Linked DNA regions of Homo sapiens: region 2 is linked to region 1. Evidence: chromatin contacts called from ENCODE Hi-C data. All regions are on one chromosome and are shown on one strand. Each heading gives the region's core, a stretch centred on a gene start or an enhancer-like site at or near the end of the contact. The rest is flanking DNA. Distances are from core to core; before and after follow the strand shown. Region 1 has its middle 70 kb from the start of HSD17B3-AS1. Region 2 has its middle 27 kb from the start of HSD17B3-AS1.

Region 1 (4,979 bases), core at 16-2,515:
CTCCCAGAGGACAGTCCCCTGTTTGTGGAGTCCCCCTGTGTGCCAGGAGCTGTGTTCTTCATTCCATACAGACATCCAGTCCCCTCCTGCTGCCCAAATGTAACAATTTTAACCCCAAAATTCATAGTGCACTCAAAAGTCAGAGAGGGAATCCCCAGGTCCCTGAAGCAAAGTCAGCATGGTGAGCAGGACTGGACTGAGAGTCAGGGAGAGGGCTGGAGCCAGGGGCGCACCGTGGGGCGAGGGCCTTGGCGCCAGGCCGGTGGGGAGCTGGAAGGGGGTCCTGCAAAGAGGCGGGGTCTGTAAGAACTGTCCACTCCCTGGCTCAGACAAAGAAGCGTTGCCCATTCAGGGCTGGGGAAGAAGAAGAGCCTCCTGAAAATGTAAAGCAGAGGCTGCCCTCCTGCAGTTGGGGGCCCACACTACTCAGGCACTGTGGGAAGCCCGAGCTGATAAATTAATAAAAAACTTGGGTTAGACCTGCGTGCCTACAATGTGTCGTAGCAGAGGCAACAATGCTGCTGCTGAAAACCTCTTTCCCAAGATAATTTCTCATGAAAAACTTCTAATTGCCGTGGAAATCAAGCAGTCTGAAATAGTGTGCAGAGGCAATGCCCAGAGATCTCACACTGGAGGAACACAGGCAACAGGATGCCTGGAATACCTACATCACGGCCCTGTAGAAGGCAAAAACAAAATGTTATTTAGAAATAACAGAAACATGCGGAAAAAAAAATCTAAACTTTAAAAATAAAAAATGCAGCATTGACAAAAACCTCAGGGCAAGGATTAAACAGGAGGCTATTTGAATGGTGAGCTGATGAACTGGAAATTATTTAAACCCCACAATAGTACTAGCAGGCAGGCAACGATTTCTCCTTGTTAATACAGGAGGACATTGGCATGTGGAGGTAAGAAACTTCCTTAGGGGGTCTGCATTTGCCCTCAGGTCTATGTGACCGAGCAGTGTGCTGAGGCTGGCTCTCACCAGCCTGTGAGAGCCAATTGCGTGCATCTCTTCCCTAGCTCCAGTTTCAGTGACCTAATGTTGGGAGCTTGAAATAGGCTACGGTGGCAGTATTTATACAATAGAAATTGGCAAATGCTACAATCAGATCTTTACTTTTTTTTTTTTTTTTTCAAGAGAGTGTCTGTTGTTAAACTTTTACCAGCATTGGTCTGACCCACCCTCAGACTTTAAATCAGGAGTCACAAGGCTGCCTCCCGCAGGAGACTCAGGACACTCACAAGGCTGAGGCGGGCAGCGTGGGGATCACAGTGCCCTGGTGAGCTGTGTGCCCTGTCTTAGGCGAGCAGCTGCTGTGGAGCTCCAGCTGGCTCTTAGGATTATGTGGGGATGTGCACCCAGTGTCAACAGCTGAGTTTTTAAAGAGAAGCTGCAAGGTCCAGAATTGTATGTGAAATCTCAATTTTAAGATGCTGGTGACCGATTCAAATTTTTTAAAAACATTGCTGTGGCCAAACACAACACATCTGTTGGCTGGATTTGGCCGTGGGCTGTGATTTCCAGCTTTAACCAATAAACTCCATGGCTTTGTGTCATCGCTCCTTCCCCTAAATTCCCTCCTACTTGTCAAGATCTGGCACAAATGAGAGTGGCTCCACGTATCACCCCTAAACCTCCCTCTATATGCTACCTTCTGAACTCTGCACCTCCCTTAAGGAACATACTGACATAGTTTGATATTATTTGTGCATACATTTTTTCTTCTCTGGTAGCCGATAAGTTCCCTGAAGATCAAGACCTATGTCTTGATCATCTTCCTTTCCTTAGAGATGTTTTGCACAGTCCTCTGTGTATAGCAGACATTCGATAAATATTATGCAAATCTTATAACTTAAATCTTATAATTATGGAAACTCAGTAGATGTGAATTTGAATTGCATTTTATACTTGTCTTGAGAATGGCGACTCATCTACTCAGCCAGGAAGACTAAGAGTTTAGATAGGAAATGTCAAAGGCATGTTCGCAATGCTAGAGACACTTCTCATCATTCCCAGGTTTCTGAGATGCTCATGGGAAACCTTTATTTCCTGGGTGTATTGATGCATGTGTTACTCAGGAATGGGGATTCCTGAGTCGAGCTCTGTGGACCAAAGAGTGGGCTTCCTATAGCTGCGGTTGACTGAGGTAAAAAGAATATGGACCATTTTCCTATGTAGTTAAGCTGTTTTTTTTCTTAAAATATAACTTATTAAAACCAAAAACATAATACCTTCTAATATTGGTATTTAAAAGAATGTTTAAATGCCCTTTAATTTTAAAGCATAATGAATTTCAGAGCAAGATTTAAAGGAATATAAGCACTTTCATGCAAATCTCAGATTAAATTTGACAGTTATTACCTTCCCCCCACATTTTCCTATGTTGTTTTAAATAAGGAATATTTGGTTCTTTCACATGTAGTACTACAGCTCTGTAAAGCTGCAGCTCTTTAGCCTTTAAAGTTCCCTGTGATCTTCAAATGTCTTTGGATAATCTCTCTCTGACTTTCTGCTAACTCCAGAAAAGAATTGATTAGTTATCTCTAAATTCCAAGGGTTCCTTTTCTTTCATGGACAGAATTAGCTACATATCTTCTGTTTCCTTAGATAGTATTGTTTTCTGAGCAGGAGAAATTGTGCTTCCAATCAACAACTTCTCTTGTCTTTAGCCTTCCCTTTTGACATCTAGAGATGAGAGTGTTTCTATTTTCCCTCCCAGTCTTCAGTAGGACAAGATTAAAGTCTTCTGCTCTCAGCTGTTTTCTGTTTTCTGCTAAAGAGCTTAGAATTAGAAAAATCCCAAACTTATCAGTACCCTATGTTAAAAACAGACTTAAAACGAGTAGTAAAAGGATGTTAAATACCTGTACAAAAGGTTTCCTTCTCACATTAATCACTGACTTCATTATTTGCCTATTGAAGTGGTGGTCAAAGTGGTGAAAAATAAAAGTGTAGATTTTTTTTTCAAAATTACTTGTAATTGTATTTCAAATATAGGGTCTACTTTGAGCCATTTGATAAATTTCAGTTTAGTCTGAAGATGGGATAGAAACGATCTATGTGTCATTTAACTGTAAATTGAATTTTCTTCCCATAGTTAAGAAATATTTCAATTCTACTAACCACCCAAGTTATCTTGTTTCTAAAGCATTGGAGATTCATGTGCACAACCTTGTAAAGTAGGTAATTCATGTGTTCATTCAATAAATCAACATTGAGGGCCCATTCTGTGCAGGCACTAGTTCGGCAGTGGTGAAGAGGGCAGACATGGATTTAGCTTGTGCAGTGTGTAGGGACATCCTCTCTTTATTTAATATTGTCCTATGGGACAGTCATGGTATAGCTCTAGAAAATTAATAAGTTACTTATTTGATAAGATTGTACACAGTGCACATGAATGGTGGGCAGGTTCAGCCCTAGATAACCTGAGTCCAATCCCTTCCTTTTGACTGATGGGAGATCTGAGGCTCAGAGAGGTGAAGCTGCAGCTTGGACATTGCTTTGATCATACCCTAATCTCAACAGCTGAGCAGCTTTGAGGTGTGATGCATTTGCTTTCCATTGCCAGGAATAAGTGATTCCCTTTGTATCTAAGGCTGATGTTATTAAAGTTTGAAAGAAAACTTTTTCATACTGTATACTTTTTTGTTTGTTTGCTTTTTAAGATGGGGTCTCAGCCTATCTCCCAAGCTGGGGTGCAGTGGCACGATCATAGCTCACCACAGCCTTGAACTCCTGTGCTCAAGCCATTCTCCCACCTCAGCCTCCTGAGTAGCCTGGATCATAGGCACATAGCAGCATGCCCAGCTGATTTTAAAATATTTTTTGTAGAGACAGGGTCTCACTATGTTGCTTAGGCTGGTCTTGAACTCCTGGGCTCAAGCAATCCTCCTGCCTCAGCTTCCCAAAGTGTTGGCATTACAGGCATGAACCACCACCCCAGCCCCATAATGTATACATTAATCATTAGTGTCAGTTCACTCAATCAGCTGAAGGCAGCTATTTCTGCTCTGTTACCCAATGTCTTCTGCTTCACGGAGCTGAACAGATCATCCTTAAAACAGACAAACGCTGGAAATGTGTGGTGGAGGCAAACTTGTCACCATAACTGGGACTTTTGCCTCTGCTCCTCTGGGATAAGCCCTGCATTTTAAACTGGAAGTGTAGGAGGACTCCTTCATCGCAGCTGGAATTGATTATTTTAAAACAATAGAAGTTAAATGTTGAAAGTGTTGGTCATTGATGACATGATTGTCCACTGCTCATCCATCTTCTCTTTATTTAATATGGTCCTATGGGACAGTCATGGTATAGCTCTAGAAAATTAATAAGTTACTTATTTGATAAGATCGTACACAGTACACATGAATGGTGGGCAGTGTCAGCCCTAGATAACTTGAGTCCAATCCCTTCCTTTTGACCGATGGGAGATCTGAGGCTCAGAGAGGTGAAATGAATTCCCAAAGCTCCAACTGGTCATGGGATAATCTCTGACCTCTTGGTTTACCAAGAGGTAGACCAAGAATATTTAAGAGCAATGCCTTAAATATTCCAATCTTGTGACTCTGTTACAGTCTTAGTTGTAGAATTTCAAATTCTCTGATGCTGTGTGTTTATTCACCAAATATGGAAGTGTTAGGTTTTCTTCCGTGCAGGATGCTTTTCCTGCCTCAGCCCATGCCTGGTTTTGCATGCCTTATCTTCACAGAGCATGCGGACAGTCTGCTCCTCAAAGAGGGACTTGCCTGCAGCCATGGCTGTTTCAGAGGCCAAAGGAAAAGGGAAACCGAAAGGTGCCAGGAATTAGCACATGTTGTTTCCTACACGCTCGAAGCGATTGGTTGATGCAGGATCTTTGCGCCTCCTGTTTTTATTCCACAGAGGAATGAATGGTCCCAGGGCAGAAAGGAAAGTTAGAAGGAAAGTTAGAAGTAACACCACCCAGACTCTGGGGGAAAGGGAGGTTGTATGT
Region 2 (4,925 bases), core at 2,251-4,750, 41 kb before region 1:
CCTCACCCTCCCCAACATCCTTGTGCCTTTCGAAATATGTCCTTCCTGCCCCATCCCAAACTCTGGTGATGACTGATTTGCTCTGACACTATAGATTCATTTGCATTTCCTAGAAGCTTATAGGATGGAATCACACAGTAGGCATTCTTCTTAGTCTGGCTTCTTGCACTGAACGTAATTGTTTTGAGAATCACCCATGTTGTTGGCCGGGCACGGTGATTCACGCCTGTAATCCCAGCACTTTGGGAGGCTGAGGCGGGTGGATCACCTGAGGTCAGGAGTTCTAGACCAGCCTGGCCAACATGGTGAAACCCTGTCTCTACTAAAAATACAAAAATTAGCCGGGCATGGTGGCGGGCACCTGTAATCCCAGGTACTCGGGGTGACCAAGGCAGGAGAATCGCTTGAATCTGGGAGGCGGAGTTTGCAGTGAGCCGAGATCGCTCCATTGCACTCCAGCCTGGGGGACAAGAGCGAGACTTCGTCTCAAAAAAAAAAGAAAAAAAAAAGAGTCACCCATGTTGTTGTGTGCACAACATTCCTTTCTTTTTCTTTTTCTTTGTGTGTGTGTGTGTGTGTGTGTGTGTGTGTGTGTGTGTGTTAGGGGGGCGGTTTGGAGTCTTGCTCTGTGGCCCAGCCTGGAGTGCAGTGGCGCAGTCTCAGCTAACTGCAACCTCTGCCTCCCAGGTTCCAGCAATTCTCCTGCCTCAGCCCCTCCTAGAAGCTGGGATTACAGGCATGGGCTACCACACCCAGCTGATTTTTGTATTTTTGTATTTTTAGTAGAGACGGGGTTTCACCATGTTGGCCAGGCTGGTCTCAAACTCCTGGCCTCAGGTGATCCGCCTGCCTCAGCCTCTCAAAGTGCTGGGATTACAGGCGTGAGCCACTGCGCCCAGCCCTTTTTTTTTTTCTCCTGAGACAGGGTCTCACTCTTGTTGCCCAGGCTGGGTGAGCTGAGATTGCATCACTCCAGCCTCGACCTCCTGGGCTCAAGTGATCCTCCTGCCTCAGCCTCCCGAGTAGCTGGGATTACAGGCCTGCGTCACCACACCTGGCTTTTCTTTTTTTTTTTTTTGTAGAGATGGGATTTCTTCATGCTGCTCAGGCTGGTCTCCAGCTCCTGGGCTCAGATGATCTGCCCACCTCGGCCTCCCAAAGTGCTGAAATTACAGGCGTGTAATCTCATCATGCCCGGCCAGTGCATTCCTTTTTACTCCTGAGTAATATTTCTTGGAGTGTCTGTACTACAAATTATTTATTCATTCAGCTGTTGGTGGACATTTGGGTCGCTTCCACTCGGGTGCTATTACAAACAAAGCAATTATGAGCAGTCAGGTTCAAATCTTTGTATAGACAGATGTTTTTGTTTTTCTTGAGTAAATACCTAGGAGTAGAATGGCTGGGTCAGATGACAGGTGTATGTTTAAAATTTTATGAAACTCCAAACTATTTTCCAAAGGAAGGGGGTCATACCATTTTATATTTCTACCAACAATGAATGAGGAACTCAGCCCTCCTAGGGCCCAGTCTGGCGACTGTGACCGTATTCCAGAGGCTTTATAATCCTGTTTTTTTCCTGTGAGCAAAAAAGTTATAAAGGAATGAGATCTAGAAAAGATAGTTCTAGTTGAACCAAAATCTTTTATCCAGGGTGAGGGCATACAAACTGCAAGGGGCCTGGGTGGGGGAGGCAGAGAAGCGCCCGCCTCTTCCGACCTCTCAGGTGCGTGTGAGCCGATGCTCCGCTAGGGGGCGCGGGAGAGCAGGCCGCCCCCCGCGTGACTCTCAGAGCCCGAGGGCTCCCTCCAGGTCCGCTGCCTTCTGCCCACAGGAAGGAGTCACTTTCCCAACTGGCGGGGAGCGGGGGAGTCACTTTCCCAACTGGCGCGGGCGGGTTGGGAGGGGCCGCTGAGCCGCATCTGCCACAGTCACGAAGCTTTCTTAGCACCTCCTGGAGTTCAAGGAAAATCCAGAAGCAGCTCTTTCCTTGAAGGAAGACGTTCACAGCATCGCACCCACGAAGAGGGTGCGGCTTCCCCCTCTCACCCTTCTGGGTCTCGGCCGATCGCCTGGCAGTTGGGCTCGTGGCCCATCCTGCAGGAGGGCGCAGGCATGCATAGCGCCTGCGGAGGAGCGCTGCTCCTACGCCCCAGGCACGGCCCCCGCAGGCCGGGCAGTGACCCCGGTGGCCCGGCCCTTAGGGCGTGCGAGTTGACCGTGCCCCTTCTCCAGGACGCGCGGCCGGCGGCTGGGTTTTCGAACGCGCGGCTGTGAACGGCTCCTTGGCGAGGAGGCACAGCCTCCGCAGGCCGGAAGCCACGCGCCCACCAAAGGCACGAGGAGCAGGGCGGAGAGTACTGCGGGTCAGACGAGCGAGGCCCTCGGGGAGGCGCCCAGAGGAGCGGGGCAGCGCGGCCGCAGCGCGGGTCGGGTCCGCGGACGCTGTTCAGGCCCCACTGTGGGGCTGCTGCCCCTGGGCTGCCCTCCGGCTCGGTGGAGCGCGGGAGTGGGGGTGGGGGCGCCTCTGCTGCTTCCACCCCAGAAACCCGGGTCAGCGTTGGGAGCTGCACTGGGCGGCAGCGGAGAACATTAGAAGGGACAGTGTTTGGGTTAAAATCTAACCCTCGGTCGGGCGTGGTGGCTGAAGCCTATCCAACCACTTTGGGAGGCCGAAGCGGGAGGATCACGAGGTCAAGAAATCGAGACCAGCCCGGCCAACATGGTGAAACCTCATCTCTATTAAAAATACAAAAATTAGCCAGGCGTGGTGGTGAGCGCCTGTAGTCCCAGCTACTCGGGAGGCTGAGGCAGGAGACCCGCTTGAACCCAGGAGGTGGAGGTTGCAGTGAGCCAAGATCGAGCCACTGCACTCCAGCCTGGCGACAGAGCGAGACTCTGTCAAAAAAAAAAAAAAAAATCTATCCCTCATGATCTTGCTTTCTGTGCGTGTGTCTTTGCGTCAGGGGCAGGGAAAGCCTGTAGAGCACACATTGCCTAGTGAGGTCTTTACAACACAGGCTTTAATTATTTTCCTCCTTTCGCAGCTGAGAACAGAGAATTTAAGCAACTTGCCCAGAGTTCCAGAGCCAGACCTTAAAGGTAGGGCTTGTGACTCCGCATTAGGAACGTTCTCCTCCCCTGGATGGACCCGATGCCCCCGCACTAATAATCTTGAGCCGGAATTCAGCAACGCAGTGGTGACATTCAACCTTCCGCCTCACGGAGGCGGTGCCGGCGGGGCAGGGGATGGCCGCCAGGGGGCAGTGTGGCTCCGTGCCTCCGCGCCCGCTCCCGGACCCGCGCCCTGCCCCCACCGGCGCTGAGCCCGCCGGCGCTGAGCCCTCCAGCCCTGCTCCGCGTTCTTAGCAGCGTCGCCAGGCGTGGAAGAGGTTGGACTCAGGGCTACGTCTTCCAGTAGTTAAAAAACGGGGGGCCGAGGCCCCCACAGTTAAAGTGGGCGAGAGAGCAGCTTCCAGCATCTATGGCGATGATGGCCTTTTTTTGCCCAGATGCAACCAGGTCTGCCAGTCGGCCAGCTCGCACGGAGGGGCCCACCTCCAGCCCTGGCCTCAAGAGGGACCAGGCACAAACCTTACCTTGACAATGTTTCCAGCAACACTTCGCTGGGACAACTAGTCAGTGTGGTCAACCAGGCTAGGACAACTAGTCAGTGTGGTCACCCTTGTGGCCGTTCTTACGGGGAATTTGGTTATTATGGGGAACTTGGTGAGACTTGGGTGTAAGCCAGTAGTTGCATTAGTTGTTTTTGTAGCTTATCTTGTTTTAGTAGCAGTGATAGTGAGATTTTGCTTGTTTTTTTTTTTTTTTTTTTTTTTTCTTCTGGACTGATCCAAACGGAATGCTGAAGTTCTGTCTCCATCCGGAAGACCTGGGCTGTGGCCTCCCGGCGTCTCTGGGCAGGGGCATCTGCAGGTCCCCACTCTGGTGGGCACCCTGCTGCGAGTCTGCTCATACCCAGGGTGGATGCACCAGCTGCAGCTTTCAGCTGAAAAGAAACACGCTCTGCTCTGGCTTATGTCTGGCTGAGCTCTGGAAGGGCGGGCCCCTCTCAGCGAGCTGGGGGGCCCGCGTAGACGAAGATGACCCGCAGGCCTTATCAGCACTTATCTTTCAGTAAAGCCTGAGAGGCCAGCTTTGTGTCTGGGACCCTGGGAGCTCAGGAGGGCAGCTCGGCTTTTGTTCCTTGTTCTTCTCCAGCTGTTGGGAACTTTGCTGACAGCAAGAATCTACTCCATGGATTCACAGCACAGGCTATGACCAGAGACATATTTTTGTCCTAAAACATTTTTTTTTCTGATTATAAAGTTAATGGCCATTTTTCTTTTCTAACTTTTTATTTTGAAATAATTTGAAGCTTCTAAAAGCAGTTTAAAAATTATGCAAAGAGTTCACATGCACCCTTCACCCACATTGATGCCCTATAAATGCCTTGGTTTATATTTCCCCTCAAAATAACCACAGGCTTGTGACTGAATCAGGAAATTAACATTGATATAGTTGTGTTATCCTCCACAGACCCTCATCATATTTCCCCGAGGCCCATGAATGGGCCTTTGCTGAATCACACCTTGGGTTAGTTATTGCGTCTCTTTAGTCTCCTCTAATCTGGAACACTTTCTCAGATTTTCTTCATTTTTTCATGACTTGGACAATTTTTGAGCATATGGACCAGTTATCTTGTAGGAAGTCCCTGAACTTGGGCTTGTCTGACGTTCCCTCAGGATCAGACTGTTCGGAATCCCAGGGGCGGTGCTGGGTTCTTCCTGGTGCACCCCCCACCCCTGCCTCTGCCAGGGAGCAGCCGTTCCTGGAGATGTCACCTTTATCACTTGGTTAGGTGATGTCTGCTGTGTTCTCCACTGTAAAGTGATTATACCTTGTGGGGGGATACTTGCAGACTT

Evidence for each region. Hi-C counts contacts between places; a loop is a spot of excess contacts on that map. Pooled maps may share reads with other maps.
Region 2: a loop to region 1 is called in a map of Caco-2, with 12 times the contacts of the local background. The contact joins two enhancer-like sites. A Hi-C loop is called at or near these places in 4 of 168 maps with a recorded cell type or tissue (Caco-2, colonic mucosa, dorsolateral prefrontal cortex and 1 more), 1 of 37 single-sample maps with no recorded cell type and 2 of 50 pooled maps.

Annotation. Positions count from the first base shown.
Region 1 is chr9:96,173,622-96,178,600 of GRCh38, reverse strand. No RefSeq gene overlaps it. Among named protein-coding and RNA genes, the nearest start is that of HSD17B3-AS1, 70 kb to the left of the region's middle. Within about 2 kb of position 1,265, at least 3 of the 41 ENCODE cell types and tissues checked have a DNase peak (open chromatin) inside an H3K27ac peak, as active enhancers do.
Region 2 is chr9:96,216,671-96,221,595 of GRCh38, reverse strand. No RefSeq gene overlaps it. Among named protein-coding and RNA genes, the nearest start is that of HSD17B3-AS1, 27 kb to the left of the region's middle. RefSeq lists a silencer at 3,148-3,357 and an enhancer at 3,368-3,587. Within about 2 kb of position 3,500, at least 19 of the 41 ENCODE cell types and tissues checked have a DNase peak (open chromatin) inside an H3K27ac peak, as active enhancers do.